2 separate regions of the Homo sapiens genome follow, and region 2 is linked to region 1. Evidence: chromatin loops called from intact Hi-C (ENCODE). Cell type or tissue: heart left ventricle. All regions are shown on one strand. Each heading gives the region's core, and the rest is flanking DNA. Links, peaks and the distances in the headings are about the cores only.

The links. Peaks named below come from ENCODE experiments on the same cell type or tissue, not always from the same donor. Only the 100,000 strongest peaks of a DNase experiment are listed, where the experiment ranks them.
Region 2: it touches region 1 in a loop (3-fold over the local background); 1 of 110 quality-filtered maps calls a loop at or near these places.

Annotation. Positions count from the first base shown.
Region 1 is chr5:109,326,703-109,343,299 of GRCh38, reverse strand. It overlaps PJA2 (praja ring finger ubiquitin ligase 2), which reads left to right. Exons shown (of 10, transcript NM_014819.5): 10 at 5,944-8,578. The coding sequence ends at 6,069. Among named protein-coding and RNA genes, the nearest start is that of PJA2, 75 kb to the left of the region's middle. RefSeq lists a silencer at 4,958-5,252. In heart left ventricle, for the core only: no CTCF peak of the experiment used is centred there; no DNase peak of the experiment used is centred there.
Region 2 is chr5:108,780,439-108,797,035 of GRCh38, reverse strand. The region is part of intron 2 of FER (FER tyrosine kinase); the gene reads right to left. It also overlaps the pseudogene RACK1P1. Among named protein-coding and RNA genes, the nearest start is that of FER, 41 kb to the right of the region's middle. In heart left ventricle, for the core only: no CTCF peak of the experiment used is centred there; DNase peaks (open chromatin) are centred at 8,705 and 9,835; H3K4me3 peaks cover 185 bases; H3K27ac peaks cover 356 bases.

The DNA of each region.
Region 1 (16,597 bases), core at 3,985-11,984:
TTCTTTCTTTTTTTTTTTTTTTTTTTGCACCGCCCTTAATCCATTTAATCCTGAGTGGACACAGCACATGTTTCAGAGAGCACAGGGTTGGGGGTAAGGTCACAGATCAACAGGATCCCAAGAGAGAGGAATTTTTCTTAGTGCAGAACAAAATGAAAAGTCTCCCATGTCTACTTCTTTCTACACAGACACGGCAACCATCCGATTTCTCAATCTTTTCCCCACCTTTCCCGCCTTTCTATTCCACAAAGCCGCCATTGTCATCCTGGCCCGTTCTCAATGAGCTGTTGGGCACACCTCCCAGACGGGGTGGTGGCCGGGCAGAGGGGCTCCTCACCTCCCAGTAGGGGTGGCCGGGCAGAGGCGCCCCTCACCTCCCGGACGGGGCGGCTGGCCGGGCAGGGGGGCTGACCCCCCCCCCACCTCCCTCCCGGACGGGGCGGCTGGCCGGGCGGGGGGCTGACCCCCCAACCTCCCTCCCGGACGGGGCGGCTGGCCGGGCAGAGGGGCTCCTCACTTCCCAGTAGGGGCGGCCGGGCAGAGGCGCCCCTCACCTCCCGGACGGGGCGGCTGGCCGGGCGGGGGGGCTGACTCCCCCCACCTCCCTCCCGGACGGGGCGGCTGGCCAGGCGGGGGGCTGACACCCCCACCTCCCTCCCGGACGGGGCGGCTGGCCGGGCAGAGGGGCTCCTCACTTCCCAGTAGGGGCGGCCGGGCAGAGGCGCCCCTCACCTCCCGGACGGGGCGGCTGGCCGGGTGGGGGAGCTGACCCCCCCCACCTCCCTCCCGGACGGGGTGGCTGGCCGGGCGGGGGGCTGACCCCCCCACCTCCCTCCCGGACGGGGCGGCTGGCCGGGCGGGGGGCCGACATCCCCACCTCCCTCCCGGACCGGGCGGCTGGCCGGGCAGGGGGCCGACCCCCCCACCTCCCTCCCGGACGGGGCGGCTGGCCGGGCGGGGGGCCGATCCCCCCACCTCCCTCCCGGACAGGGCGGCTGGCCGGGCAGAGGGGCTCCTCACTTCCCAGTAGGGGCGGCCGGGCAGAGGCGCCCCTCACCTCCTGGACAGGGCGGCTGGCCGGGCGGGGGGGCTGACCCCCCCCCACCTCCCTCCCGGACGGGGCGGCTGGCCGGGCGGGGGGCTGACCCCCCCACCTCCCTCCCGGACGGGGCGGCTGGCCGGGCGGGGGGCCGACATCCCCACCTCCCTCCCGGACGGGGCGGCTGGCCGGGCGGAGGGCTGACCCCCCCACCTCCCTCCCGGACGGGGCGGCTGGCCCGGCGGGGGGCCGACCCCCCCACCTCCCTCCCGGACGGGGCGGCTGGCCGGGCAGAGGGGCTCCTCACTTCCCAGTAGGGGCGGCCGGGCAGAGGCGCCCCTCACCTCCCAGACGGGGCGGCTGGCCGGGCGGAGGGCTCACCCCCCCACCTCCCTCCCGGACGGGGCGGCTGGCCAGGCGGGGGGCTGACCCCCCCACCTCCCTCCCGGACGGGGCGGCTGGCCGGGCGGGGGGCCGACCCCCCCACCTCCCTCCCGGACGGGGCGGCTGGCCGGGCAGAGGGGCTCCTCACTTCCCAGTAGGGGCGGCCAGGCAGAGGCGCCCCTCACCTCCCAGACGGGGCGGCTGGCCGGGCGGAGGGCTCACCCCCCCACCTCCCTCCCGGACGGGGCGGCTGGCCAGGCGGGGGGCTGACCCCCCCACCTCCCTCCCGGACGGGGCGGCTGGCCGGGCGGGGGGCTGACCCCCCCCCACCTCCCTCCCGGACGGGGTGGCTGCCGGGCGGAGACGCTCCTCACTTCCCAGATGGGGTGGCTGCCGGGCGGAGAGGCTCCTCACTTCTCAGACGGGGCAGCTGCCGGGCGGAGGGGCTCCTCACTTCTCAGACGGGGTGGTTGCCCGGCAGAGGGTCTCCTCACTTCTCAGACGGGGCGGCCGGGCAGAGATGCTCCTCACCTCCCAGACGGGGTCTCGGCCGGGCAGAGGCGCTCCTCACATCCCAGATGGGGCGGCGGGGCAGAGGCGCTCCCCACATCTCAGAGGATGGGCGGCCGGGCAGAGATGCTCCTCACTTCCTAGATGTGATGGCGGCTGGGAAGAGGCGCTCCTCACTTCCTAGATGGGATGGCGGCCGGGCGGAGACGCTCCTCACTTTCCAGACTGGGCAGCCAGGCAGAGGGGCTCCTCACATCCCAGACGATGGGTGGCCAGGCAGAGACGCTCCTCACTTCCCAGACGGGGTGGCAGCCGGGCAGAGGCTGCAATCTTGGCACTTTGGGAGGCCAAGGCAGGCGGCTGGGAGGTGTAGGTTGTAGTGAGCCGAGATCACGCCACTGCACTCCAGCCTGGGCACCATTGAGCACTGAGTGAACGAGACTCCGTCTGCAATCCCGGCACCTCGGGAGGTCGAGGTTGGCGGATCACTCGCGGTTAGGGGCTGGAGACCGGCCCGGCCAACACAGCGAAACCCCATCTCCACCAAAACCAGTCAGGTGTGGCGGCGCGAGCCTGCAATCGCAGGCACTGGGCAGGCTGAGGCAGGAGAATCAGGCAGGGAGGTTGCAGTGAGCCGAGATGGCAGCAGTACAGTCCAGCTGCGGCTCCGCATGAGAGGGAGACCGTGGGGAGAGGGAGGGGGAGGGGGAGGGGGAGGGGGAGGGGGAGGGGGAGGGGGAGGGGGAGGGACCCAATAAATCTTAAGCATATTTGAATTATTTAAATAAAGGAAGTGTTTTATTTCAGTCTTCTCTGTGAACTCTGTTTTTGCATAAAGGATATTTACCATCCAGTTCACTAGGAATTCCCAAGTCACTTTCCCAAATTATCTACTTAGGAATACAACTCCCTTTCTTCCCTATAAACCAGTGCTTTTTTTCTCCTTCCCTTTTCCCATTCCTTTCCTTCCTTCCGTCTTTCCTTTTCCTTTCTTTGCTGTTCCTCTATTTCTATTTGCCACTTTGTTCTTCTCAAAATTCCACTTAAAATCTCTGAAATCCAGTTTAGAAATGTTCACTGTTCTTTTATAAAATATCTCTGTATGAGATAACCCATAGTGCCTGTCAGGTAGTAAGTGCCCAGTAAATATTTTACAAATCATATCAGATGAAAGCTATTATTAGAAATTAGAGGTGTTTTTATTTTATTAACAACAAAATCACAAATAAAAACTTATGGTGCAAGTTACAAAGACCAGCTAGCAGTCTTCAGTAAACAGCACGTGCTAATGTGTATTATTTGAGGAGTATTGTCTGCATAGAGATAATGTGTGTCTCAAGTCTCATGAGACTTCCTGGTATTCTGGATTGAGGTATAATGCTGGATTCTGAATTAGTTTTAAAATACTGCTTTCCTTGCTCTCTCCCTTCTCCCAGAACAAAATTTGGGAAATAATATTTTAGGTGATTTTTCTTAATCTGTTTATCTGGCATTTTGTTAATACAGCCTAGATGGCTGTGCTGTACAATATACCAACCTCTAGTGTTTTTATAAGAGTTGAAGTAGGTAATCCATGATGAATTTAATATAGTGTTTGGCACATAGTAAACATATAGGAAAAGTAATGGTAAACTTATTACTAATGAAAGTTAGAATTCAGTAGAAAATGACTTTTTCAGTGTCTGTACATGATGGTGGTAGTAGTGGAAGTAGGTGTTATTAAAATTATTGGGGAAGCAGAAAATGCAGAGCCACCAACTCTTAAAATTTTCGAGCATGGCTGAGTCTGTGAGGTCCATTCCCTCATTTCATTTCTACTCCCATACATTAGACCTTCAACCCTTGTTGTCTTAACTACTATTGTAGTGACCTACTTTATTTCCTTACTTCCTTTAGAGGTACTTTCTTTTCATTTCTTTTTTATTTGCATAAATCTGTGGGGTACATGTGCAACTTTGTTACATGCATAGGTTATGTAGTGGTCAAGTCAGGGCTTTTAGGATATCCCATCACCTGGATAACATACATTATACCCATTAACTAATTTCTCATCATCTTCGCCTCTTCCTATCCCCTCACTCTTCCAAATCTTCATTATCTATCATGCCATCATTAAAGGCATTTTCTGAAATGTAGTTCTGATAATGTACTTCCCTTCTCATAAAAGAAAGAGAGGGACCTCCAGTCACCTGTGGAATAATCTGAAGTTTTAATCTTGACATTCAAGGCCTTCTGTGATTTAGACCCCCAACTTGTTTCTTCAGATTTACTTTTCTGTACACTTGCTCATGTTTCTATGCATTTGCTCCTGAAGTCTGGCATGATTTTTCCCTATACCATCTGTAAGATTAGATGATATAGGTAGGTGCAGTTTAAATTCCACCTTTTCTGTCCTTAATAAATGCCGTCTTTAAATTCCCATGATAGCTTCAGAGACTTAAGAAGCAGTGTTTTGTGTGCCTGCTGTGTGTCAGTCACTGTTAGATGATTCCTCTTTAATGATTCATGATTTCTCCTTTAATCCTCACAGTACTTTAGGACTTATTGTTATCTTTATTCCCGTTTTCTAATGATTGTTACTTGTCTAAGTTTAAATAGCTAGTATGTAGTTCATCAAGACCACACTCATCTATTTGACTCTAAAATGTTATTGTTGGGGCCCAATCTGTATGGCAAGTACACAATAAATGTTTGCTGAAATGAAATTTTTTTTTTTTTTTTTTTTTTTTTGAGACGGAGTTTCACTCTGTTGCCCAGGCTGGAGTGCAATGGTGCTGTCTCAGCTCACTGCAACCTCCGCCTCCCGGGTTCAAGCAATTCTGCCTCAGCCTCCCGAGTAGCTGGGACTAAAGGCGCATGCTGCAACGCTCAGCTAATTTTTTGTATTTTAGTACAGACGGGGTTTCACCATGTTGCCCAGGCTGGTTGCGAACTCCTGAGCTCAGGCAATCTGTCCACCTCGGACTCCCAAAGTGCTGGGATTACAGGCATGAGCCACCGTGCCTGGCCTGAAATGGATTCTTAAACGGTAAACGTAATATATGTTGTACAGCCTTGAATTGTACTTGAGACTTTGCTGTAACACAAAGTAACAGTCTCTTCAGTCTTTCTCCTGTCAGGAAATACCTTAGTGTGAAGCCTTTCCTGCTTTTTTTCTGGGGAGAATGTTCCCAAGATACAGTTCTTTGTTGCCTTCGACAGCATGATCTCTTCAGCCTCCCTTCCAGCAGGGAGTTCTCTTTGGGAAAAAGACCAGATTTGCAAGGGGATAATCTGTTATCAGATAACGTAGCTCTATAATCGTCCATTGGTCCTAGAATGTTGTGCTCCTAGTATAACTGCTTTCTCCTTCCCACCTTCTCTCCAAGGTCTGTGGTTGATTGTTTTGTCATTTAGAAGGCACCTAACACTCTTATCTCTTTTTGGAAAGAAATGTCATGGCTTAGAAAGAAAGTCTGAAGTCCATCTGCTTTGACATATCTGTGCTACCCTAAAATGAGGCTTTAATTTGCCATCGACCTACGTTAATTCATCGTAGACCTTCTTTAATTCACACCAAATCATAAATGATTTGGTGTGAATTAAAGTAGGTCTGTGGTTTCTCTAGTAAACGCATAATAGACTAAATAATGATAATTCAGATTATTGTTGAGCTAAACTCTGACCTCCATGTGGACATGTGCCATGATTCTTTGCTCACCCTCTGCCATTGCATCACTGCTGAGTTTAGCAGCTCTTAATTAAAACTCACTAAATTAAGGAGGATGAATGACCTTAAAGATACGAACATGAATAAGAGACATCATTTACCCTCAAAGAAACTAGAGTCTGATTGGGCAGGGAGGAAAAGGTATTAAAATTATGTCTTTCTGCATTGTGTGGATTTGAAGTTTGTTTTTTGTTGTTAAGAGTCTTATTATTAGGATAATGACACTGTTTTTTCTTTATTAAGTTACTTGTGTGGCAGTTAAGATGATTCTGGTGGCTCTTAACATTTTTTTTTTCTCCAGTCGGGAACATGCCCTGTGTGCCGCCGTCATTTCCCACCTGCGGTTATTGAAGCATCTGCAGCTCCTTCCTCTGAGCCTGATCCTGATGCCCCACCTTCAAATGACAGTATTGCAGAAGCACCCTAAACCTTGACAGTTGAAATGAGATCAGTGTATCAAAGTAAATCTGCAAATTCCTTCTAAATTTCATGTGCAAATAATTATATATAAATATATTTAAAAATGCTATATATAGTATATGCCATAGTTTAGAAAGAATATTAACCTTTCTAAACTAAATTTAGGTTTGCAGAAAGTATTAAACATTTTTAAGCTGAATGTTGAGACAGTGCATCCATTTTCTTTAGTTGAATATGTTTGTATTAATTGTAAAGCCAAGCTTATCAGTTGACTCTCTCCAGAATAAATAATCATCTGTGTGGCATACGTTATTGGCTTTGTCTGTAATACTGCCACTAAGTGATTATAATTAAGCTGTCCTGTTTGCATCAAATGTAAAGACTGTGTTCACAACCGTAGTAAAATTTGGTTTCATTGGAAATGAAACAAATTCTAAAGTATGCTTTTTCACTAGTCCCTTTGATTTTGCTATATCATAACCTCTTGGTTCATATGCTGAGAAATTTTTCAGAAAGTCCATTTTTGTTTAAAATTAGAACTTTTCAGAATGCCAAATGAAGGCTAAAATTTTGGCCAGAACATTACAAAAGTTTTAAATCGTAGACGTAACTCCCCCTGAAATAAAGTTAGGTAGTAAAATCCTTAATGAAACCAGTGGATGTGCTTAACGTAAGGTTAGTAAAGCATACAAAGAATCTAGTGTGCTCAGGGCTTGGTACAATGAGCTGAATTAGATGGCCTTATGAAACTCTTTCTAACCTCTTACCCAACCTGTTTCTCCTTGGTTAAAATTATACTTGAAGGCCCAGAACACTCATGGCACATTTGTTTAATATTGCTTATAGTTAGTTTAAGGTAATTTTGCTTCTACAGTATTTTGGAAGGTCTGAAAACTTGCACAGGGTCATCTTTGTAATTATATAACCCCAAACTAAGATGCACAATGTCTCCTTCAGGTGATCACACACAGTGGACGAGTATGTGCAAACATGGACATAATAGTTCACTTACAAATGTGATTTGATGTTAACACTAGAGAATGATGACTGTAGAACATTTGAGCAAGTAAAATAGTAAAGCACATAGTGAGTGTATGTCCGTCTAACTGGTACATTGATAATTTAGTTTGGGCACATAAAAGGAATATTTATATGGCTTCCCAAATGCAGAGTTACATCTTATTCGTGTATTTCTCTGAGTATTTATATCCCGTCTCCTTTTTTCATTCTTAAAAATAAATGAATTTTCACTGTTGGCACATATGAGGCTTAAATATAAGGAACATAACACTTGCATTCTAATTTTTGCATATATTGTAAATGTGTCTGGTATTTACAGCAAAATACTGTGTATCCTTTTATGGGTAAAACAAAAGTGAACATTGCATGCATGTAATGTGATGAATTTGTAATTTAGGAGTTCTTTGGGGCTTCTGTGACTTGGGAAATGCTTACATTCAGGCCTTAATGTTGCATTAGCTAGCATGTTTTCCCTCTGATGTATATAGTCACTGTTGTATAAACTAATCTTTGCTTGTTTTCTACTCTGTGATCTTTCCATATCATATTTCATTAATGATCAGTTAGTGTCAAGGAGTCAAAACAGATTAAAATTAATTTCATGTGTATATGGTGGAAATTTGTGGCTAGTGTGATTTTTGTTTGTTTCCTTTTAAGTACTGTTGATCAGTTGTGACACTTACTGGTTAAACTTACGTTGCTAAAGATTTCTCTATAATAAGCCACACATTATATTTAGACTATATTAAGGGACCTTGGTTTTCTTCTAGATAGCAGCTGTCCCAAAGAAAATATTTCTTCTTTGTCTGTTAAGATTTAGCTATTATCTGCCAGTTGTTAAGAGGTTTTGGTTCCAAACTCAACCAGCAATGTTGAGAGCTGAACTTAAGATAGCTGTTGTACTTTTTGCTTTCCATCTGTTACTGTCCTTCATTCTTGGCTCCCTACTATCTATAAACAGCTGCTGTGAAGAAGAAAAGTTGAATAAGAGTTGGCTTAAATTTTAAAAAAGAAAAAGAAAATTGAGGTTTTAGGATTTTCATGGTAACAAGCTCTGGTATAAGCTAAGGCTGGCAAGTTCAGATACTAAAATATTATTTGATCATATCTTGGATCCTTTTGAAAAAGTTAAGACTATATGAAGGTAAATTAGAAATAAGTATGAATATTAATAAAATAGCATTTATCTTATTTCTCTATTTTATGTTGTGACTTAACCTAATTTTATTTTTTTAACATTTTCTTATTTCTTATAATATGAATGCTGATATTTAAAGGTAGATCTATGTGGTATTCTTTGTGTTTCTTAATTGTTTAACTCTTAAGATTATTTGTGATCTGGATTTATGTATTTGTTAGATACATACGAATTGTTAAAATGGAATGCAAGTTTTTCAAAAGCCCAGGTCTAAATGTAATGGTTGGTTTATTGTTCTATAACCCCAGCCCATCATTTTCTGTGTAAATCATAAACAATAAACAGAATATACTCGGTGGTCATTTCTAATATTTAATTGTGTAATTGTATCACTTCTATAATGTAACCCCTGAAGGATTTAGAGTTAATGACAGATAACACTACTGAGCATGTGATGTTAGAAGTCCTTGAACTATAATCTAAGAAAGCCCTAGAAAGAGCCAGACAGAAGTAGTTGATGGACTTCCTACTGCTGGAGGGTCTCTGAGTCCTTGCCCTCTCCTCCCTGACATCCTTAGCTATCCCGTAGGTTTCAGCAGAACCTGATTTCCACACTGACTCCGGACTGCAGAAACCCTTAATAAGGAAGGGAGCCCACCTCACATCAGTGGTTTTCTCCAAATCAGGCATGGAAATATTATTAAATCTAACTGTTTAGCAAGATTCCTTGTGGTTCTCAAACAGTTCAGAGAACTCAGTCATTTCAGAAGGGTCAATTGGGTGCTGATAAATTACGCAATTCAATTAGACAAAGACTAGCCAGGCATGGTGGTGTGCACCTATAATCCCAGCTATTCAGGAGGCTTGAGGCAGGAGGATTGGTTGAGACCAGGAGTTGAAGAGCAACCTGGGCAACATAGTGAGACCCTATCTCAAAAAAATTTACAAAGTTGGATAAAAACTAATCATTTTGTTTAGATGCTTAGAAAGTTTAGAATTCTGATTCTCCTCTAATAGATTAAATATGTACTAGAAAAATAGTCTCAGAGCTGGAAACATCAGTGGTATACCTCTACTGTTGATGTTTTTATAATTTCATCATCATTTTCATTCAGCCACTGCTGGATGGAGCCATTCAGCACCCCTGCAAGGGATGAATTTCATTGTTGGAAGATTGTCACCAAATTTCTCTATAAACAGCACACGTGAAATTAGAAAGTCCTGTTTCTCCTGTGTGGTCACCTCTTCATATCCTTCTTCAGGCTTCACGCTTTCTGAAATCTTACATGGTATCTATTCCAGACCAGCCTAGAGTTGGCTCTTTCACTCCTTCTCTTAAAGTATGTTGCTCAGAATTAAACACAGTTCTGTGGTCGAACTAGGGCAGGGTTCAGGAGCACTGTTGCCACCTTCAGAGTGATTCTCCTGTGGCTGTTATGGTTGGTATATGTTATTATTACCACCATCATTATTAGCCAGGCTGTCATACTGTTTGCTGTCTCTTGCTGAGCTTCACAGGTATTGCTGGTAAGCCAAGTCCCCGCCTAATCTTTACTTAAACAATCTCTTATTAACCTAATTGAAGGACAGCATTCATCCTTACTGAATTTGATTTGTGAAGGTTCTTGTGAATTCAGGTTTTTCGTCTTAGCCTTGCATCCATTCCAATTTTGATAAAGCATACCTTTGGTATGTAGTGGCTTTGTCTAAGTTGTTGATACATGTTGAATTGAATGGGATGCAGTACAGACCCTCTTTAGAATGCCACTATACACTGCACTTAAGGTGAGTGATCCGTTAATTAGTAATTTGGTTACAGTTGTTGCGGTAACTACCAGTCACTTCATATGCCCGTTTCTTCATCTTTCCTAAAAAGGACACTAAAAATTTTAGTGTGTTTGGCAGACAGATGCACTATGCACTGTCTTTGGAAGTAGCCTAATGTACTAGTATATTAAAGAAAGGAAATGAAGTCAGCTGGTAACGCCTCATTCTTAATGAAACCATACTGCCTCTTTTTCTAACTCCTTACGTGACATCTGTTTAATAATCTGCCTTAGAATTTGTTAAGTGATCAATGTCAAGCTCATTTTAATAATTTTTGGAGTCCGCCTTTTCCCATCTCAAAATTGTGGTGTTTGAAATAACATGACCTTGACAAAGTCACGTAATCACCCTGCTTCTGTTTTCTCTATAAAGTAATGAATCTAAATTATAGGTTCAGTACTACCACTATTTGTGCATGAATAAGGGTTTGAAAAAAATGTTTTTCATTGATGTGCAAAGTCATAGGGAAATATGTTATACTTGGTTTCCATCATTGTTTATAGCACCACTTTTTGGAGAATGATGAACATTTCAGATAAAACACTCTTAAAAACATATTAATTACCTTTCAAGAGTTGAGAATTTGACGGGAACCTTATTAAGTCAAAATAAAGTGTAATTTTCATAATATTAATTATGAAACCTAACACTAATATAGTTGGTAATTTATTGCATCTTATATTATTAGTATATAATCAATATACAGTTTTTATAGTGAACATTGACAGGGAGGAGGTCTTTATTTTTTTAGAAAGATACTTCTTACTGTCAGTAATTTCCTTAGATTATAACAATGTTTCTTCTTACGAAGATTCATTTTTAAATGCATTTTTACATTATAATAATAGTTTCTATTTATGAAACACTAAATATTAGGCATAGTGTAGGCTTTCTATCTTATCTCATCTTCATAATAAGTCTGCAGGGTTGATTTATTGTCTCAACTTTACAAATTAAAAAAAAAAAATGAGCCCCAGACATGGTCAAAGAGCCCTGGTTCTTAAAGGAGATGCTGTCGGTTCTGTCCACTTCATGCTGCCTTCCTGAGTAGGAACAGCTTACCTGATCAGTGTTATCAGTGTTATTATTTAAGTACATTGCTTGAGATGCAGTCTGTTTTGTTTTTTTTGTTTTGTTTTATCAGAAAAAATTAGGATCTGTTCAGAATTTTGAGAAATATTTTTTCCTTGCTATATTATTTTGCTAACATGTTAAGATATTTGTGTACTGATGACCAAGATTCTAATGTGGCCCTGATTAGTGAAGTTTCTTAGTCACCAGTAAGATCTAATGAGAACTTCCTACCTTTGCCTGGTAATCTGGGATTCTTAAACTGTTCTGCAGAGACTGTCCCAGGCCTGAAAGGTGTATAGCATCCTGTTGTCTCTTAGCCATCAAGAGCTAACTATCCAGACATCTTTCTACAAGCAATTTGTGCTACCCTTTCCAAAGGTCTGGATTTCAGTTCCTCTAGAAGCCATGGACATCTGCCCTCCACAACTGCAAATACTCCAAAGAGTACAGAACCTACTCCCAAGTTGTTTTATTCGTAGGAAGAGACACTTGACAGGGGCTTTCCTTTTGATTTCAATCCTTAATAAATGCCATTTTAAATTCTTTTTTAAAGAATTCTTTAAAAAATCCAGCCGTTTACATTGTGCCCTAGTTCTGTTAGTCTAGTCCCAATGACTTGTGAAGAGAACCCAACTGTTACAGACAGCTGTTAAAAGGGGCTTCTCTACATGCCATCATACCGACTAGCTTTTGGCCCCAACAAATAATTCTTCCTCCTTACCTGGACCAAGGATCCCCCAACCCTGGTATTGCAGTATTCTAGGTTTGGTGCCATTCTAGAGTGTTAGACTTTTTATTTCCGTTTAAATTGACCTTTAAAGCGGATGAAGATAGGGATGAGGAGCTTACAAGATCAGCCTTGTCTGGGAAGCAAGCTCAGCCTCAATTGGATGACGAAGCTATTCACAAGTGAGCACCTTGGTTACAACCCACATCTAAATGAGTAAATACTACCTGAAAGAAAATGTTTAAAAATTTTCAAATTAGGGAGCTTATGAAAATAGTATATTAGGACATATAAAATGGGAATACTTTCTCAATCCACTGAAAAACACCTTCATTAAACCCAACAAATTAAATATTTGTATAACCTGAGCTGCTGTCCATTTAATGTTTACAAAGTGCCTACTCTCACAAACCTGTGAACAAAATAGACAAGATCCCTGGCCTCCTGAAGTGTCCATTGTAATGAAGAGACTGTTAGCGTGCCCACCCCCAGCACAGCTGGATTCACTCAGTAGAGAGGATTTCATCTTAGCTTGGGGAATGCCTGACACACAGAGCCTTAGTGTCTCTTCTGTGATTACCAAAGCTAGAAACAAAAGCAAGGAAAGAATGAGCCCCCTAAGGTGACTTTAGCTACCAGCACCTACTCTCAAGCCCAAAGGATCTATAGCTATATTGAGATAGTTATAGGTTGAAGGGTTGAACCCATCTCCTAAGAGGTCGTATGCCCTATGGACCACAGCAGGCCATGATGACTTACAACCAGGGAAATTTGAAAAGAATTTTTCTTTTTTTTTTTTTTGAGATGCAGTCTCACCCAGGCTGGAGTGCCATGGTGCGATCTCGACTCACTGCAACCTCTGCCTCCCCGGATCAAGCGATTCTCCTGCCTCAGCCTCCTGAGTAGATGGGATTACAGACATGTGCCACCATGCCCCCCCTAATTTTTGTATTTTTAGTAGAGATGGGGTTTCACCATGTTGGTCAGGCTGGTCTCAAACCCCTGACCTCAGGTGATCCACCTGCCTCAAGCCTCCCAAAGTGCTGGGATTACAGGCATGAGCCACCAGCGCCAGCCAAGAGTTTATTTTCTGGAGATGGGGGTGAGTTGAATAGAATAACCAAAACTCCAGTGTTTGACCTTATATCCTGTGCTTTATTTTTGCTTGTTTTCTCCCTGTGCTACAGCATTCACACATATGCATCCAGTGTGGTTTTATCCAGAAAATAGAACATAAAGCAGGCAATTCTGAAGCACGGCTTTTCTGCTGGTCATGTAGGCTCTGATACAAAATATTGTATAATTTTTTTTGTAACTATGCTGGCGTACCAGCACTAACACAATGAACCCTGCAAACTGTCTTACTAAGGGCTTAATAAGGAGTAAGCATCATTGTAAAATTGGCAGACTTGCTGTATTATGACTCACAGAAGCTGAATGGGCCAAGTTAAAGTGCACTGGACATTAAGGGAAATAAATGCTATGCAGATGCACAGCCATGTTAAGACAGTCCCCCCTCTCAACTTAGCAGCAGCACTATGATATAGCAGAGGTGCCAAATCTGAGCATAACCGAGGTTCACTCAGGGAGGACAGAAATGTTGCACAATCCTTTGGGTTCTTCTTTCCCCAACCCCCATTACTGTATAATGCATTTTCTCCCAAAACTAAGGCCCTGAAGAACTGCCTAAAGCTTAATTTATATGTAGGTGAAACTCAGTAGAAGGGGAAGCAGAACAGAATGCTGCATTGGATGAATTTACCACAGTGCCTGCAAGGACCATTCTACCTGAAGGAGAATATCCCTTCTCATTGTCAAGGACTGCAACGGATTCAGGGTTTTTCCCTGCTTGCAAGCTAACAAATTTCCTAGGTCCCAGGAGTATATACAAGACCCCTGGATCAGAGACAAAGGACTTCATTTCTCATAGCACAGTGGACAGCATGAGTTTCATAATTACATCAGTTTGCCTTCCCCCCAATGTCCCTCAGGAGTGCTGCACACACACAGTGTGAGTTTAGTGTCACAGCTGAGGAAATTTGAGCTTAGGAAACCCCAATCTTAGGGAACTGCTAGAAATCTGCCCCAGGACAAGACATTATCCTCATTTTGCCCAGGAAACAAATCTGTCCTCTGACCTGGGAGGAGAGTAGGGGACAATATATCTGTCTCCTAAGACTATTTGCTATACAAACATCTTTGAAAAGGCAGGACAGAACAAAGCTGTTCATGCTTCTTGCTCAGAAGATGTGCAGAAATACGAGAAATCGAGGAAGAATTGTCTCTCAACACCATAGCCCCTGCTAAAGGGATGGGACAACATAGGCCTCAAAACCCCACTCCTCCCAGCCACAGGTGATTGGACTGTTGGGCACCTGACTCAAGGCTCCTGCATTCAGAGGTTGACCAGCGACCCGGTGCTGGAGATAAGGCAGGTCTGTCAGCTTCTCTCACTAATTTATGTTGGGAAATAGGGAATTCTTAACAGGAAATGGGGAGGTGAAGCAAAAGGGTTGCAAGAGGAGGGATATTAAAGTCGTAAGGAGTCATGACATGCTTAAGTGATGAGGAAGCAGAAACTAAGAACAGTTAAAAACTGAATGGGAGAAAATACTTAAGAGTGGATTGAAGAGGAAGCCAACTGCAGTGGGAGAGAAGGAAGCTGAGCCTCATGACCAGTGGAACACCAGAATGAAGTAGTCATAGCTCCTTCCTTTCCTCAGGCATCTTTTTACTTCCTATCCCAATCTGCCACCCACATCAAACATGGATATCCTTATAACAACACATACAAGCCAGTACTGGAGAGAATTTGAGTGAGCCTCTGTTTTAGTTAAGTAAGCTCTTTGGTTATAAAGAACGGAAGAGATACAAAATAATGTTGCAGCACAGTGACAGTAAACTAGTTAATGTTTATTGAGTGCATACTATGTGCTGGGAATATTTTTGGGTCATTTTACATGCAACATCTTAGTTAATCCTTATATAATCCTAATAAAACTTAGAAGTAAACACTATTATAATTCCCCAAAGACATCAAAAGATTAAGTAGCTGCCAAGGCTCACATAGCGAGTAAGTAAGGGAGTCAGGATTCCAACCCAATGCCCTTAACTGCTTTGTTATATTGCTTACTGCATAGGTGAGTGAGTTAATACTCAAGGTAAGTACAAACAAAATAAATTTTAGTGACATGACTAATAATTCTTGCAGACTAACCTTGTGAACTCAATAACCCTTTAAACATTATTTCATCGGAGATGAAAACACTAAACATTTGGATCAAAAAACTTAGAAGTTGGTAATTATCTGTATTAACAATCACAGAGAATAATCCTGAAGAGGTTAAGGAGAGGAGCCTGAACATGAAATTGATTTACTCTCTTACCTGGAAAAAAAACCTGATCTCAGCAGATGCAATTTATGTTACTTTTATATCCACTGCAGACAGAATTCTGCCTCCATCATTTTTTTTCTTGCCAGCCCCTATGGTGTCCACAGTGTCAGTGACCACTGTCCGCACCTGTAAATAGGTAAGAACAATGATGTGGTCAAAGGAAGCCTGTTGTATTTCTAAAGCCTGGTAAGGGCTGGGTAGAAAGCAAGTTGTGATTGACCAGGGATAAACATCGGGTCCCTGTTGTGTCTCACACTAAATCCACTCTACATGATCTTGTTCTGTCCTAATTGGTCTCTATCCCAGATGGTTAATCCCTTTGGTTAATGAATACCCATAGCCTCATCATCTCTAGGAACAGGCGCCTAACAGGAGCCTGAGAGAATGTTGCCAAAGCAACTTGGTGAAAGATGCTTGTCTGTTCATTGACTGCTTTGTGCTGAGAATCAATAAAAAATTAATGATCTAAATAACCACTATATTAGCTCCCTTAAGGAAGAAACAGTGGCTTGCCCAAGATCATACACAGCCAACCAGTGTTGGAGCTAGGACTTGAATTTAGTTCTTCTGACTACTAACAGTTTTCTCTACTATGCCAAATACTGTTCCTGCTTTCCTTTCACCTGTACTCACTGTAATTCTCTGGTGAGTCAAGGCAGCAGCTACGGTGAGGTCAGAAAAAATGGCCTTCATTGAATAGGTAGCATTTGCCTACAACCTGCTTTGTCCCAGATACTCTTCCACCAGCAAAGTGGGAAAATAATGACTTAAATAAGCAGAGCAAGCCTTCTGTTTGTGAGTTTCTGTTTCTCTGCTTCGGTTTTGGGTCAGTTTTAAGACCTAAAACTTGGCGTGGGGAAGCAGGGACATTTCTGAGAGCTTGCTCTGCAGCCAGCACTTTATGAAAATAGAAGTACAGGATGAAATTTTGAGCTCTTTAAGGATGACAACACTGATTGATGATCACTAGGAGCCGGTAATTGCCTCCTGGTCTTAAAGTAGGAAATCTGCTGGGTAAAAAAATAAAGACAATGAAGGGAACATTTTGTCTTATAAATTGAGTAACAGCGTTCTCTGGCAACTTGTTAATGTCAGAGATGATCTCTACAAAAGTGAAGATAAGCTTGATTGCACCTAAAACGAATATTTTTTCCTATCAAATGGGAATACAAATTTAGGTTGTTCTGGGCAAACTTTCTTGAGTTTAAAAAGAGGGAAGCTGAGGCAATATTTATTTACAGACTCCAAGTTGGAAGGAACTAAACAATCCTGCCAGTTGCTCTAGAGGTGACAGGCACTTGCCTTTTCTCACTTTTCTTTTTCCCTTCTTCCCTCTCTCCTGTCTCTCCTTCAT
Region 2 (16,597 bases), core at 4,439-12,438, 550 kb after region 1:
GGGTAGTACGCTGTGGGCTCTGGGTCAGATTCAGACATGCTAACCTCAGGTGAGACCCAGCACATTCCCAGTTGTGGTGGCTATGGTGAGAGACTCCTTCTGCTTGAGAAAAACAAAGAGAAAATTAAGGGGACTTTGTCTTACACCTTAGGTACCATCTCGAACACAGTGGGGTAGAGCACCAAGCACATTCTTACGGCCCCCAATTCCAGGCCTTGCCTCTTAGGTGGCACTTCTAGACCTGCTCTGGCCAGAGAGGAGCCCACTGCCCTGCAGGGTAAGTCCCAGGACTGCCAGCATTCACCACAATCTGACTGAAGGAAACTTGGGCCTCACGTCAACATCAGCAGTAGCCTGGCAGTACTTCCTGTGGGCCTACGGTGGTGGTGGCCAGGGAGAGAGGCTCTTCTACTTGAGGAAAGGAGAGGGAAGAGCGGGAAAGACTTTGTCTCATGGCTTGAGTGCCAGTTTAGCTGTAGAATAGGGCATCAGGTAGATTTCTAAGGTTTTGACTCTACTCCTTGGCTAACAGACAGCATTTCTGGACCCACTTGGAGCCTACAGAAACTCACCACCCTTGAGGAAAGGACACAAGCTTCGCTGGCTTCACCACATGCTGATTATAAAGCTCAGGTGCCTTGAGCAAACATAGGCAGGAGTCAGGTAGCAATTACAGTGGGCCTTGGGCATGACCCAGTGCTGCGCTGGCTTTAGGTCTGACCCAGTGCAATTCCAGTACTGGTAGCAACATGGGTGACTGTGTCACCCCATCCCCTGCTCCAGGTGACTCAAAAGAGAGAGAGACTCCATTTGTTTGGGAGAAAGTAACGAAAGGGAACAAGAGTTTCTGCTGGTAATGTAGAGAATCCTCCCAGATCTTATCCAAGACCACAAAGGCAGTGCCCCTACAAGTCCACTTAAATCATAGTGTTACTGGGCTTGAAGTGGCCCCTAATACAGATACAGCTTACATGACAGCACCCAAGTACCTTGTATTACCTGGAAAGCCTTCCCAAGGATGACAGGTACAAACAAAGCACAGAAGTGAAGACTACAATAAATATCTAATAAATACCTAACTCTCGAATGTACAGACTCTGTCGAACAGCCACAAGATTCAAGACCATCCAGGAAAACAGGATCTCCATACACAAACTAAATTAAGGCACCAGGAACCAATCCTGGCCTGAAAGATATGGGATCTTTAACACAGAGAATTCAAAATAGCTGTTTTAAAGTTAACTCAAAGAAATTCAAGATAACAGAGAGACCAAATTTAGAATTCTATCTAGATAAATTTAACAAGGAGATTGAAATAAATAAAAAGAATGAAGCACAAATTCTAGAGTTGAAAAATGCAACTGACGCACTGAAGAATGCATCAGTGTCTCTTAATATCAGAATCGATGAAGCAGAAGAAAGAATTAGTGAGCTTGAAGACAGACTATTTAAAAATAGTCAGAGGGAACAACAACAATTAAAAAAAAGAATAAAAGAGAATAAACCATGCCTACGAGAACTAGAAAATAGCCTCAAAAGGGGAAATTTTTTCTTTTTTTTCAGACAGGGTCTCCCTCTGTCTCCCAGGTTGGAGTACAGTGGCACAAAAAATAGTCAGAGGGAACATAAAAAAAAAAAAAAGAAAACAAAAAAAGAGAATAAACCATGCCTACAAGAACTAGAAAATAGTCTCAAAAGGGGAAAGTTTTTCTTTTTTTCCAGACAGGGTCTCCCTCTGGCTAGAGTACAGTGGCACAATCACAGTTTACTGCAGCCTCAACCTCCTGGGCTAAAGAGATCCTCCTGTCTCAGCCTCCTGAGTAGCTGGGACTACAAGTATGTGTCACCATGCCCAGCTAATTTTAAAATTTTTTTGTAAAGAAGGGGTCACACTTTGTTGCCCAGGCTGCTGTCAAACTCCTACGTGCAAGCAATCTTCCCATCTTGGCCTTCCAAAGTACTGGCCTTCCAAAGTACAGGCATGAGCCACCATGTCCAGCCAAAAAAGGGAATCTAAGAGTAATTAGAATTAAAAAGGAGGTACAGAAAGAGATAGGGGTAGAAAGTTTATTCAAAGTGATAATAACAGAGATCTTTCCAAACCTGTAGAAAGATGTAAATATTCATGTACAAGAAGGTTATTGAACAACAAGCAGATTTAATGTAAAGACTACCTCAAGGCATTTAATAATCAAACTCCCAAAGGTCAAGAATAAAGAAAAGATCCTAAAAGCAACAAGAGAAAAGAAACAAATAACATCCAATGGAGATCCCACATGTGTGGCAGCAGCCTTTTCAGTGGAAATCTTACATGGCAGGAGAGAGTGGCATGAAATATTTGAAGTGCTGAAGGAAAAAAAAAGTTTACCCTAGAATAGCATATCTGGTGAAAATATCCTTTAAGCATAAATGAGAAATAAAGATGTTCCCAAACAAACAAAAGCTGAAGGATTTCATCAGCACCACACTAGTCCTATAAGAAATGTTAAGGTGCGGGGAGGGGGGGGGGTGCGGAGGGGGCAAGCACAGTGACTCACATCTGTAATCCCAGCACTTTGGGAGGCCAAGGTGGGTGGATCACCTGAGGTCAGGAATTTGAGACCAGCCTGGCCAACATGGTGAAACCCTGTCTCTACTAAAAGTACAAAAAATTAGCTGGGCGTGGAGGCGGGCACATGTAATCCCAGCTACTAGGGAGGCCGCAGCAGGAGAATCACTTGAACCTGGGAGGCGGAGATTGCAGTGAGCCAAGATTGCATCACTGCACTCCAGCCTGGGCAACAAGAGTGAAACTCTGTCTCAAAAAAAAAAAAGAAAAAAAAAAGGAAATGCTAAGGGGGATTAATCAATCAGAAAGAAAAGGACATTAATGAGCAGTAACGAATCATCTGAAGGTACAAAACTCACTGGTAGAAGTAAGTACACCAAAAAAACAAAGAATATTATCACATTATAATAATAATGTGTAATTGTGGTGTGTAAACTACTCTGGTCTTCAGAAAAAAGACAAGATGAACCAATCAAAAATAATAACTACAACTTTTCAAGACATAGTACAATGAGTTATGAATAGAAACAATAAGTTAAAAAGCGGAGAGGGGTCAAAGTTAAAGTGTAGAGTTTTCATTAGTTTTCTTTTTGCTTGTTTGTTTATACAATCATGTTAACTTGTCATTAGTTTAAAATACTGGGTTATAAAACAGTATTTGCAAGCTTCATGGTAACCTCAAATCAAAAAAACATACAATGAATACAAAAAAAGTAAAATTAAGTCATACTAACAAAGAAAATTACCTTCCCTAAAAGAAAGACAGGAAGACAGGAAAGGAAAAAGACCATAAAACAACCAGAAAACAAATAGTAAGGATGTAGAAAAGAGAGAATCCTGAAACACTGCTGCTGGTGGGAATGTGTACAACCACTATGGAGAACAGTTTGGAGCTTCCTCAAAAAACTAAAAACTGAGCTACCATATAATCCAGCAATCCCGCTGCTGGGTATATAACCACCCCCCCCGCCCCGCCAAAAAAAAAATAGATATCAGTATACCAAAGAGATATCTGCACTCCTATGTTTTTTGCAGCATTGTTTACAATAGCCAATATTTGGAAGCAACCTAAGTGTCCATCAACAGATGAATGAATAAAGAGATGTGGTACATATACGCAATGGAGTACTATTCAGCCATTAAAAAGAGTGAGATCTTGTTATCTGCAACAACATGGATAGAACTGGTGGTCGTTATGTTAAGTGAAATAAGCCAGACACAGTCATTATATTAAGTGAAATAAGCCAGACACAGAAAGACAATCTTGAGCTCCTGGAGACAAAGAGTAGAAGGATGGTTACAACAGGTTATAAAGGGTAGTGGGAAGCAGGGGGAAAGTTGGGATGGTTAATGGGAACAAAAAATATATACAGAATAAGACCTAGTACCTGATAGCACAACAGGGTGACTATAGTCAATAATAATTTAATTGTACATTATCAAATAACTAAAGCTGTATAATTGAATTGTTTGTGACACAAAGGATAAATGCTTGAGGTGATGGATACCCCATTTACCCTGATGTGATTATTACACACTGCATGTCTGTATCAAAATATTTCATGTACCCTATAAATATATATACCTACTATGTATCCACAAAATTTAAAATATAAACAAAAAATAAGTAATAGTACAGGGTACAAGGTCAATATACAAAATAAATTATATTTATACAATATAGAAAAATAAATTATATTTCTAGATACCATCATTGAACAATCCAAAAATGAAATTAGAAAACAATTCTATTACAAAAGCACCAAAAAAGAATAAAATACTTAGGAATAAATTTTACAAAAAAAAAAAGCAAAACTTGTAAGCTTAAGACACTGTTGAAAGTAATTTTAGGGCCAGGTGCAGTGGCTCACACCTGTAATCCCAGCACTTTGGGAGGCTGAGGCAGGTGGATCACCTGAGGTCAGGAGTTTGGGACCAGCCTGATCAACCTGGAGAAACTCCGTCTCTACTAAAAATACAAAATTAGCCGTGCGTGGTGGCGCATGCCTGTAATCCCAGCTACTCGGAGGCTGAGGCAGGTGAATCACTTAACCAGGAAGTGGAGGTTGCAGTGAGTCAAAATCACGCCCACTGCACTCCAGCCTGGGCAACAAGAGCAAAACTCCGTCTCAAAAAAGAAAGTAATTTTAAAAGAACTAAGTAAATTGAAATATTCATGTTCACAGATCAAAAGATTTAATATTGTTAAGAAAGATTCTCCAATTTGATCTACAAATTTAACACAATCCATATTAATATCTCGGCTAGCTTTTTTATAGAACTTGACAAGCTATCCTAAAATCTATACAGAAAAGTAAGGGAGCCAAAATAACATGAAATAACTTGAAAAGAGGCACGAAGTTGGAAGATTCACACTTTCTGATTTCAAAACCTACTAAAAAGCTACAGTGATCAACACACTATGGTAATGGCATCTGGATAAACATAGAAATCAATGGAATAGACTAGAGGGGCCAAATGCAAATCTTTACATTTATGGTAAAGTGATTTTCTACATGGGTGCCAAGTCCATTCCATTGGAAAAGAAAAGTCTTTTCAACAACTGGTTCTGGGACAACTGGATTTCCACATGCAAAACAATGAAGCAGGATGCCTTCCTTGGACCGCACACAAAACATTAACTGTGAATGGATGACATACCTAAGTATCAGAGCTAAAACTATAAAATTCTCAGAATAAAACATACAAGTAATCTTTGTAACCTTGGCTTAGGCAATGGTTTCTTAGATACAACAACAAAAGCACAAATGACAAAATAAAAACACATTAGTTGGATTTCATCAAAATTTAAAACTTCCATGCTTCAAAGGACACCATCAAGAAAGTGAAAAGACAACCTACAGAATGGGAGAAAATATTTACAAATCATATATATATGTATATATATATATCATATATATGTATATACACATATGTGTGTGTATATATATATGATAAGGAACTTCTGGATGGAGGACATAAAGAATTTTTACAACTCAATAATAAGAAAAACGAACAAAAAAATGGACAAAGGATTTGAATGGACAGTTCTCTAAGAAAAATGTACAAATGTCCAATAGGCTCATGAAAAGATGCTCAATATATCAGGAAAATTCAAATCAGAACTATAATGAGATAACTATTTCACACCATTAGAATGTCTCTAATCAAAAAAGACAGACATGTAGTTTAGCACTGAAGAGAATGGAATCTTCATCCCTTGCTAGCTGAAACATTAAATGGTGCAACCACTGCGGAAAAGAGTTTGGCAGTTCCTGGAAACGTAAAACATAGAGTTAGCATATGATCCAGAAATTCACCTCCCAGGTATATACCCGACCAAAATGAAAACATATGTCTATACAAAAACTTGCATATGAATGTTTGAAGCAACATTATTCACAATAGCTGCAAAGTAGAACCAACCCAAATATCCATCAACAGGTGAACAGATAAATAAAATGGGACAACATCCATACAATGGAATATAATTTGGCAATGAAAAGGAAGTATTGATACAGGCTACAACATGGATGAACCTTGAAAATGTTTTACTAGGTCAAAGAAACCAGACACAAAAGATCACAGGGTATGATTTCATTAATAAGAAATGCTCAAAATGGGCAAATCTATAAACTAGATTACTAGTTGATCAGGGCTGGCAAATGTGGGGTGAAATTAGGAATGACTGTTAGTGGGTGCTGGATTTCCTTTTGTGGTGATGAAAATGTTCTAACATTGATTGTAGTAGTGCCTGCATAACTGTGAATGTACTAAAAACAAATTGTACAATTTCAACGGCTGAATTCTTTGGTTATAAATAATAGTTCAAAAAAGCTGTTTAAAAAAATTACTACAGCATAACTTATAATTATCTAAAGATCAGTTAGCATAAGCTTCCCCAAAATACCCTGTTTATTATAAATCCTGAAAATGATGGTAGAATTTATTTGGTACCCCAGTTTCCTAGAATTTCAGGCAGTAAAATCTTTCAGAGCCAGTTAGAAGAAATGAAGAAAAACACCTTTTATCTTTCATTCTAGTTCATCCATACCAGAGGTGAATTTCTTGTTAATTCAGCTGATATCCTCTAAGCTACACAGAAAAGCAAGAGCTTTAGCTCTCTAACTTCAATAATCTTATTTGAAGACATGGTAAAAATTAGAGTTTTCCAAATAGAGAAAAAAAATCACATATGTATATGTATGTAAGAGTGTGTGTGTGTGTGTGTGTGTGTGTGTGTGTGTGTGTGGTGTGTATGCATATATGTATACATACAGTTTTTTAAGATGGGATCTCCCTATGTTGTCCAGGCTGGAGTGCAGTGGCTATTCACAGGCACAATAATAGCACATTGCCACCTCAAACTCTTGGCCTCAAGCAATGCTCCCACCTCGGCCTTCCAAGTAGCTGAAACTACAGGCACAAGCCATTGCACCCAACGAATATTTTACATTTTTTAAAAAAAACTGTATCTGATATTGTGGTTCATTTTATTCTGTAACTTGGAAAAATATCACTTCTGTTTCTAAATGCATTGTAATAACAATGTTTACCTTTCTCTCATCAAAAATTCCTGCTGGTGGGCCAGGTGTGGTGGCTCACACCTGTAATCCCAGCATTTTGGGAGGCTGAGGCAGGTGGATCACTTGAGGTCAGGAGTTCGAGACCAGCCTGTCCAACATGGCAAAACCCCATCTCTACTAAAAATACAAAAATTGGCTGGGTATGGTGGCGTGCACCTGTAGTCCTAGCTACTTGGGAGTCTGAGACACAAGAATCACTTGAACCTGGGAAGCGGAGGTTGCAGTGAGCCAAGACTGCACTCCAGCCAGGGCAACAGAATGAGACACTGTCTTTTAAAAAAAAAAAAGAAGAAGAAGAAAAAGAAAATTCCTGTTGGTAGATATTTCAGATATCTCCTGGGTTTTTGTTGTTGTTATTGCAAATATTACTGCAAGTTAATTAAAGCTGGAATAACCCAGAAAATTTCTTAGAAATGGCAAGATATGAATTAGGACTGAAATAATGATCATGATTTAGAATATAGAAAGTCAAATGGGAAATGTATTTCAGGAAATAGAGATGTATAAGGCAAAAAAAAAAAAGTGAGTATGAGATACAGTTAAAATAGCAAACATCTCCAAAATTAAACTCTATGTGACAAGTAGTGGGAGATGGCATGCCAATTTATCTTCTGCTAGTCCTCTGCTCAAGAAACCAATAAAGCCCAAACTCCTTAAATTAATTTTTGTTAACACAAGGTTACAATTTTTGAAAACCAAGATCATGAATACAATAGTTTAAAAAGATTAATTTGTTGGTACTAGCTGCACAAGTATGGTCAGTTTGTGAAAATTCATCAAGCTGAACACTTATGATTTGTACACTTTTCTGTGTGTATGTTATCGTTCAATAAACAGAAGGACAAAGAGACACAAAGATAGATTTTGATTTGGGAGCTAATAAGACATAAGAAGCCATTATACCAACATAGCTTGAGAAATGAAGATCTAGAATTGACAATGTCAATGCGAATTAAAATGAAAGATTCTTGACCTAGTGAATGGATTTAGTGAACAAAAGAGAGACAATTCAATAAAATTTTTAAGGCTTTAGAAATCAATAATCATGACAGTATCAATAGAAATGAAAGAACAAGAATATGGAACTACTTTGAGTAAACTATAATCGTTTCAGCTGCAAGTTTTACCTTTAGGTAAAATATTAAGGTTAAAAATCCAAATTCAAGAGTCAATTACTTAAAGGTGACAGATGAAACCAACAGACTGAATGTTGACAGAAAAGCAGAGAGTCAAGGATAAAACCCATGAGAACCTGGCAGTCCAAGACTGAAAGGAGGAGAAACCAACCAAAGGATAGAAATTAAGTAAGCAAAAAGATAACAGGGGTCTGGCAGAGTCACAGGCATCAGGAGGGAAAAAAAAAAAAAGATATTAGTGTCGCAGGATCATTAGGGTGTTGCTTTGCCAGCCAGAAACCTCTGTAGCCAGTGGTGCCTCTGCTTGGGTTTCACTTGTGCCCGCTGAACTCATTCCATCCACTCAGCCTGGCAGGCTGCACTCAGCTCACACTACTGGCCTGGATCCCACACATGCCAAGGGTGAGCCAGGAGTGGAGCAGCAAGGGGTGTGTGAGTGAGCAAGCGCGGGATCTGTCCACTGTGTACAGCCAGGCACACCAGCTGCTGCAGGACAGGCAGCTCCAGGCAGGCACCAGCACAGGCGCTGGCTCTGTGCAAGGCTGCAGTTGGACCAGACATACAACACGTAGCTTCAGTAGCATCTGGACAGGGGGAAAACGATGGCACCAGAAAGCTCAGAGATACCAGGAACCACAGAGTCCCAAAAAGGGTGTTACAGCATGTCACAGTCCTGGCTCAGGTAGCCCCAAGCTCTGGAATCCCAGAAGGGCCACAGATCTTCTCTCTTTCTCGTTGCACGCAGCGTAGTGACTGGAGGGCATGTTTCTACTGTGCTCGTGTTACAGCTCTTTTTAGTCCCACCATTCAGTAGGTCCCAAGCACTTGTCCCACATCCAGAAAGAATGAGGTATGCAGACAACTGGAGGATGAGCAAGGCAGAGAGGAGCTTCACTGAGCGACAGAATGGCTCTCAGGAGACTCAAAGTGGGTAGGTCCTTTCTGCAGGCAGGTTGTCCCAATGTGTGCCCAACTCAGAAGGGAGGAGACCTGTAGTGGGCAGCTCCTTTCCACAGGCAGGTTGTCCCAACAAGCATCCAGCTCTCAGCGGAGGAGACCCATAGTGGGTAGCTCCTTTCTGCAAGCAGGTCATCTGGATTAATGTGTGTCTGGCTGAGCCTGGGATTTTTATGTGCTCAGAATCAGGGAACTGCATACTGATTCATCCATGGGCAGCCATGGTGGGCCTAGAAAAAGCCCCATCAAATTTGCCAAACAGTCATCAATGAAGTTCTCACTCTGGGCCACGGACTTCACCTAGAACTGGCAGCCCAGCCCCCAGGCTTCAGGCCATCGCTGGCCTGAGGTAAAGTTTCACCAGGGACCCACCCCTTTCTGCCTAGGAACCTGTCTGCCTTTAACATGCCATCCACGGCACCCAAACTGACTGTCCCAAGAGGCGCCTGCAGGCTGGTGCCAAGCTGCCCTCAGCCCCTGCGGCCCCCCTCCTACGCTTGTCGATACCCAAAGTCCAGAGGGGACGATGGTGGCAAGGGGCTGGCATATCAGCACCACTCTGAGCATGCACATACCTGGCCGGGTTGCAACAGTGCCTGGACTTGGCCACAGCTTTGCTCCACCCTGGAGCAGGCGCCAGAAGCAGGGAGAGGCCAGGGGGTGAGAGCAGGCACTTTCAAGCCTACAGGGGCAGGGGGCTTCCTGGGCCCCAAGCTGCAGCTGGGCAGCTGCAGCTGCACCCAGGAGCACAAAGCTCCCGCCTGTTCCCAGCCCCTGCTGGCTCTGCAGAGTGCACAGCCCCGATGGGTGCAGCCCTGGCCACACCTCCCCAGCCACAGCTGGCGTCTCCACAGCAGCTGCTCCAGATAGGCTGCCACCACCATCATTAGCAATGTCAAAAGTTAGAGGAAGATGTAAAAACTGCAAAAATCTCATCATCAAGCAGTACTTCAAAAGCTCCTACTGACAATAGTGAAAAAAAATAGGGTTTAAGAAAAAACAAAAATTTGGCCGGGCACGGTGGCTCATGCCTGTAATCCCAGCACTTTGGGAGGCTGAGGTGGGCGGATCACGAGGTTAGGAGATCGAGACCATTCTGGCTAACACAGTGAAACCCTGTCTCCACTAAACATACAAAAAATTAGCTGGGCGTGCTAGCAGGCTCCTGTAGCCCCAGCTGCTTGGTAGGCTGAGACAGGAGAATGACTTGAACCCGGGAGGCAGAGCTTGCAGTGAGCCCCCCTCGCATCACTGCACTCCAGCCTGTGTGATGGAGCAAGACTCCGTCTCAAAAAAAGAAAAAACACAAAACAAAAATTTAAACATATCACCAACAAATAAAGGAGTACAACCTTATTCCGTAAGTTTCACAGCATGGTTTCAGTGAGTCCAATACTACCCCAACCAGGCCAGAAGATATTCTGGCAAAGAAAAGTTAACAAAATCCTGAGACTTCACACTGGATACTCCAATATGAAAAGAAGCAGGCAGAGAGTGAATAGACCAAACTAGGGAAAGTCAAGAAAATATCTAAAGAGAAAGTCCCTCTGTACCAGCATAGGGCTTTAGAAAACATAGGGAGGACAGCACTGGCTTACAATTTTCCAGAACTCTATGATGAACTGGTGAATGAAATTTAAGTCCAGGCATAGAGGATGTTTAATGAACTCTTTTAAAAGTGAGTAAATCTCAGGGCCTCCAACAAAGCCAAACTCAGGGTGTTGCTGAGTATCTCTCCACTTGTTTACCTGCACACTCACATGCCACAGAAACTGAAATTAGAAGGAAAACCCAGCTTGTGGTCCAGACAAGATGGCACAGACCATTTTTTCCAGTTAATCCCCACTAAGCACAAATATAAACAAATACTGCAAGAGACAAACGAAGAACTCTGGAAGGTGGAAAGAAGAAGGCAAACTCCTTTGTAACCCTACAACAAGAAGAACAGCACAGAGGCAGGATGACTTACGCCTACCTCACCCAAGTGAAGAAGGCCACACAGACCTGGTTTTTCCCAGCCACAGCCTAGGGGCAGAAGGCAGCCCATGCAGGCTAATTCCTCCCAGAATAGAATAGATGTCCCTCTGACAAATATCAAGGAAGCCAGACACCACCAGCAAGAGAGATTAACTAGGAACCTCAACAAAAACAAACAGCCAGGGGAAACACTCTCCTTCACCATAAGGCCTGAGACTCCCCACTTTTTTTTTTCCAGTTTGTTCGTTTCTTAATTTCTAAAGCTCTGCCATAAACTTCTAGCAGGTGCCCATGTCACCTGCCACACTCACACCAGGTTGTCTGTGTAGCCAGCAAACAAATGACCACCAACAGACCAGGCCAGGGAGGTACACTGGGGTGGTTCTGCCTTGCTGCCAGTACTAATAACTTCTTGCTTCAGTTCATCTACGATGATATTTACCCCTAAGTCCCAGATCTTGATGCTGGGGCCCATGGCAGCACAGAGCCAGTAGCAGTTGGGGCTGAAGCACAGGGTGTTGATAATGCCCCCACCATCTGGCATATAAAGGTGTTTGCCTTCGTTGAGATCCCACAGCATGGCCTGGCCATCCTTGCCTCCAGATGCACAGAGGGATCCATTTGGAGACATAGTCACAGTGTTCAGATAACCTGTGTGGCCAATGTGGTTGGTCTTCAGCTTGCAGTTAGCCAGATTCCATACCTTGACCAGCTTGTCCCAGCTACAGGAGACAGTGATAGGGTTGCTGCTGTTAGGCAAGAAGCGAACACAAGACACCCACTCTGTGACTCTCATACTAGACAGTGTATCTGCATACACCCAGGTGTTGGGAACAGGCCCCCAAATCTGGCCATAAACTGGCCCCAAAACTGGCCATAAAATCTCTGCAGCACTGTGATATGTTCATGATGGCCATGACTCCCATGCTATAAGGCTGTCAGTTTACCGGAATGAGGGCAAGAAACACCTGGCCCACCCAGGGCGAGAAAACCACTTAAGGCATTCCTAAACCACAAACTATAGCAGGAGCGATCTGTGCCTGAGGGACATGTTCCTGCTGCAGATAATTAGCCAGAGCCCATCCCTTTGTTTCAGCCCATCCCTTTGTTTCCCGTAAGGAATACTTTTAGTAAATCTATAATCTACAGAAACAATGCTTATCACTGGCTTGCTGTCAATAAATATGTGGGTAAATCTCTGTTTGGGGCTCTCAGCTCTGAAGCCTGTGAGACCCCTGATTTCCCACTCCACATGTTATATTTCTGTGTGTGCGTCTTTAATTCCTCTAGCGCCGCTGAGTTAGGGTCTCCACGAACAAGCTGGTCTTGGCACCCAGGGTTTTCTATAACTTGAGGTTTTATCTCATGATCCACAGACAATCTGCTGGTTGTCAGGGGAGGCCACATTCAGCACGTCCTTGGTATGGCCCACAAATTGTCTCACGGTGATGCCCATTGTGAAATCCTAGAGGCATGGGGTTCCATCCAAGGAGCTTGAGAGGGTAATGTGACCATCTGAGGAGGTGACCAAGTCACTAAAAAAGTGGGAGTGACCCCACAGAGCATGTTGTGGGATGCCATAGTTGGAATCTTCCCTGCTCAATTTCTACGTAATGATGCTCTTGTCTTGAGAGGTGGACAGGATCTTGTCCAGGAACTGTGGAGTAGCAGTGGTCTGGTTTACCCAGCCGTTGGGGCCCTGAGGGTGCCACAAAGGGTCATCTGCTCAGTCATGATGATGGCAAATCGAGATTCCCCTTTTCCATCAAGAGAAACAAAGACAGGCATGAAACCAGAGGGCCTAGTCAGGAACCAGTCAAGAACCTCAGCCTTCACAGGTCTGAGGATCTCCTTCTCTACCCACAGACATCAGAACAGGCAGTCAGAACTGGCAAGCCAAACCCAGTTTTGCTAGATATCCAATCTCAGGAAGCCTCTTGTTCTCCACATGTCCAAGACTCTCCTCCCCTGTCCAGAGACATCAGGGTAGCAGGGAGCATGGTAAGGAAATCCCAGCCCATCCCTTCCCCAGCAATAGATATACACTAACTCAGCCTAAGAATGAATCCCTACTCCCTCAGGCAGCATCAGCAGAGACCAGTGGGAGCCCTAGTGCCACTAGATACAAGAAGCCAACCAAAACAACAGTGCAGACTCAAAATTAAACTATCATTGGAAGCACAACCCACAAAAATATAGGCTAAGACCTGCATGATAAACCTAAACAGGATGATTGCTTGTGAAAATAAAAGGTTGAACTAGCCCTCAGAATCTCCTAACATATTAGACAAAATATTTAAGTTTCAAATGGAAATCACCTGTCACACCAAGAACCAAGAAAAATCATAACTTGAATGAGAGAAGACAATCAACCAATGCAAACACCTAGATGAATCAGATGTTGAAATTATCTGACAAGAATTTTAAAACAACCATCGTAAAAATGCTTCAACAATCAATTGTAAATTCTCTTAAAACAAATGTAAAAATAGAAGATCAAAGCAAGGAAATAAAAGTTATAAAAATAACCAGATGAAAATTATGTAACTAAGAAATGCAATAACAAAAGACAAGCTAGATAGGCTCAATAGTAGAGTGAAGATGACACAGGATACAGTCAATGAGCTTATGGACAGAACAACAGAATTCACCCAATCCAAACAACACAGAAAAAAATAGAAAAAATTAAGAAAGCCTCACGGACCTGTGGGACAACAACAAAAGATCCAACATTTGTATCATCAGAGTGCAAGGAGAAGAGAAAGAGAGCCAGACTGAAAGATAATTCAAAGAAATATGGTCCAGCCTGCTGTAGAGCTACAGAAATCAAGACAGTGTACTATTAGTAGAAGACAGAAAATAGATCAATGAAACAGAACAGAGAATCCAGGAATAACCAACACAAATATGTTTAACTGATTTTTGACAAAGGGCTAACAGTAATTCAATAGAAGAAGAATAGCCTTTTCAACAAACAGTACAGGGGCAATTAGGCATCTATTGGCAGAAAAGAAAAAAGAAACTTGACTGGCAACTGTTACAAAATTTAACTCAGTCCTTGCACAGTGGCTCATACCTGTAATCCCAGCACTCTGAGAGGCCAAAGCAGGCATATTGCTTGAGCCCAGGAGTTCAAGATCAGCCTAGGCAACAAAGCGCGACCCCATCTCTACCAAAAAAATAAAAAGAAAACAAAAATTTAACTCAAAAGGATTATGGACTTACATGTAAACATAAAGCTGCTAACATTTAGAGAAAAAAAATACAGGAGGAAATCTTTCAGATCTAAAGCTAGGCAGAGTCCTTAGATTTGATACCAAAACCACAATCCAAAAAAGAAAAAATGAATAAAATGGACCTCATCAAAAGTAAAATATTTTGCTCATGTGAACAAGATAAAACAAGTTGCAACTTCTGGCTTCTACTGGGCATGTAAGAAACGTGGTCTATGCAGGAGGTTGAAGGGGGAGGATCATTTAAGGCCATGAGTTTGAGTCCAGCTTGGGCAACATAGCAAAATTTCATCTCTTAAAAAAAAAAAAAATACTTGGAAGTCACTAGGCCATCCTACCAACAAGAAAAGCTAAACAAACTGAAAAATCTACAACTCTTCTAGGATCAGTAAGAGAAATGAAGTCACACGGCAAACCACTGCCCCACAAACTGGAGGAACAGGTGACTGCAAAGAATCCCATCAAACTGAAGCAGAAAACTCTGCAGGAACCAGTGCAGGGTAGGAAAAACTGAACTGTAATTGACAAACTGCTGAAGGCTCAGTGCCAACAAGTGGGAAACTTAAAAAGCCAGGGGGACTCAGTCATAAGACAGCCTTCATACTTTTATTAGTTTCACCTCCAGTAAATCAATATGGTTCTCACAGTATGTATGACAGGGTGGGGGAAAAAAAAAAAACCCTATTACTTCTGACAGAGGGAGGGAAAACAAAATCATTTTTAAATAAGCTAGAACATTCTGTTCTTAATAAGGTCTTTCCTTCAGGAGAAACTATTTAGTCAGAGCCTGCTGGGGTTCTATCAGAGTCTAACTAACTTATAGGAAGGGAAATAGGAAATACCAATTGCAGCCCATACTAGCCATGCTGTCTTACCTTGGGAGACGGGGATAGTGCTAACAAACATCTGTGAAGGTCACACCCAGAGACACAGAGACTCATTAAAAGACTGAGATATAATCATTGGACTGTAGAATGCTTCCTATCCCCCAACACCTTACTGCCACATTACTAAAGACCTATACAGCAGCTCCTTTTACCCAAGACATCAGCTTCAGCTATCAAGAAAAATTTATATGTCACACTAAAAGGCAAAAAACACAGGCTGGGCTGGGCACGGTGGCTCACGCCTGTAATCCCAGCACTTTGGGAGGCCGAGGCAGGTGGATCACCTGAGGTCAGGAGTTCAAGACCAGCCTGGCCAACATGGTGAAATGCCATCTCTACTAAAAACACAAAAATTAGCCAGGTGTGGTAAGCAGGCGCCTGTAATCCTAGCTACTTGGGAGGCTGAGGCAGGATAATCGCTTGAACCCAGGAAGCAGAGGTTGCAGTATGCCAAGATCATACCACTGCACTCCAGCCTGGGTGACAGAGTGAGACTCCATCTCAAACAAACAAACAAAAAAACACAGTCTGAAGAAAGAGAGCTAGTATAAGAACCAGACTCAGACATGGCAAAGGATGTGAGAATCATCAGCTCAATTACTAAAAACAACTATGATTAATATGCTAAGGGTTCTAATGGATAAAATAGACTGCATATAAGAACAGATGGGCAATGTAAGCAGAGAAATGAAAATTCTAAGACAGAACCAAAAAGAAACACCAGAGATCAAAAACACTGTAACAGAAATGAAGAATGCCTATGTTGGGTTCAATTAAGTTGATAGGCTCAGTCTAGTAGACTGGACACAGCTGAGGAAAGAATATCTAAGGGATATCCCAATAGATACCTAAAAAAAAAAACTACAAAGCAAACAGAAAATAGACTGAAAAAATACAGAGCAGAATATACAAAAACTGTGGGACAACTAAAAAAGGTGTAACATACATGTAATGGGAATACCAAAAGAAGAATGAGAGAAAGGAACAGAAAAAATATTTGAAACAATAATAAATGACAATTTCACCAAATCAATGTCAGCACTAAACCACCAATCCAAAAAGCTCAGAAAACTCCAAGCAGGATAATGATTAAAAAACAAACAACCAACAACAACAAAAAACTACACCTAGGCTTATCACAATTCAAACTACAGAAAATAAAAGATAAAGAAAAAATCCTGAAAGAAGACAGTGGAAAAAAGACATTACCTATCAAAGAGCAAAGAGAATAATTACATTGACATTACCTCCAAAACCATATAAGCAAGAAGGG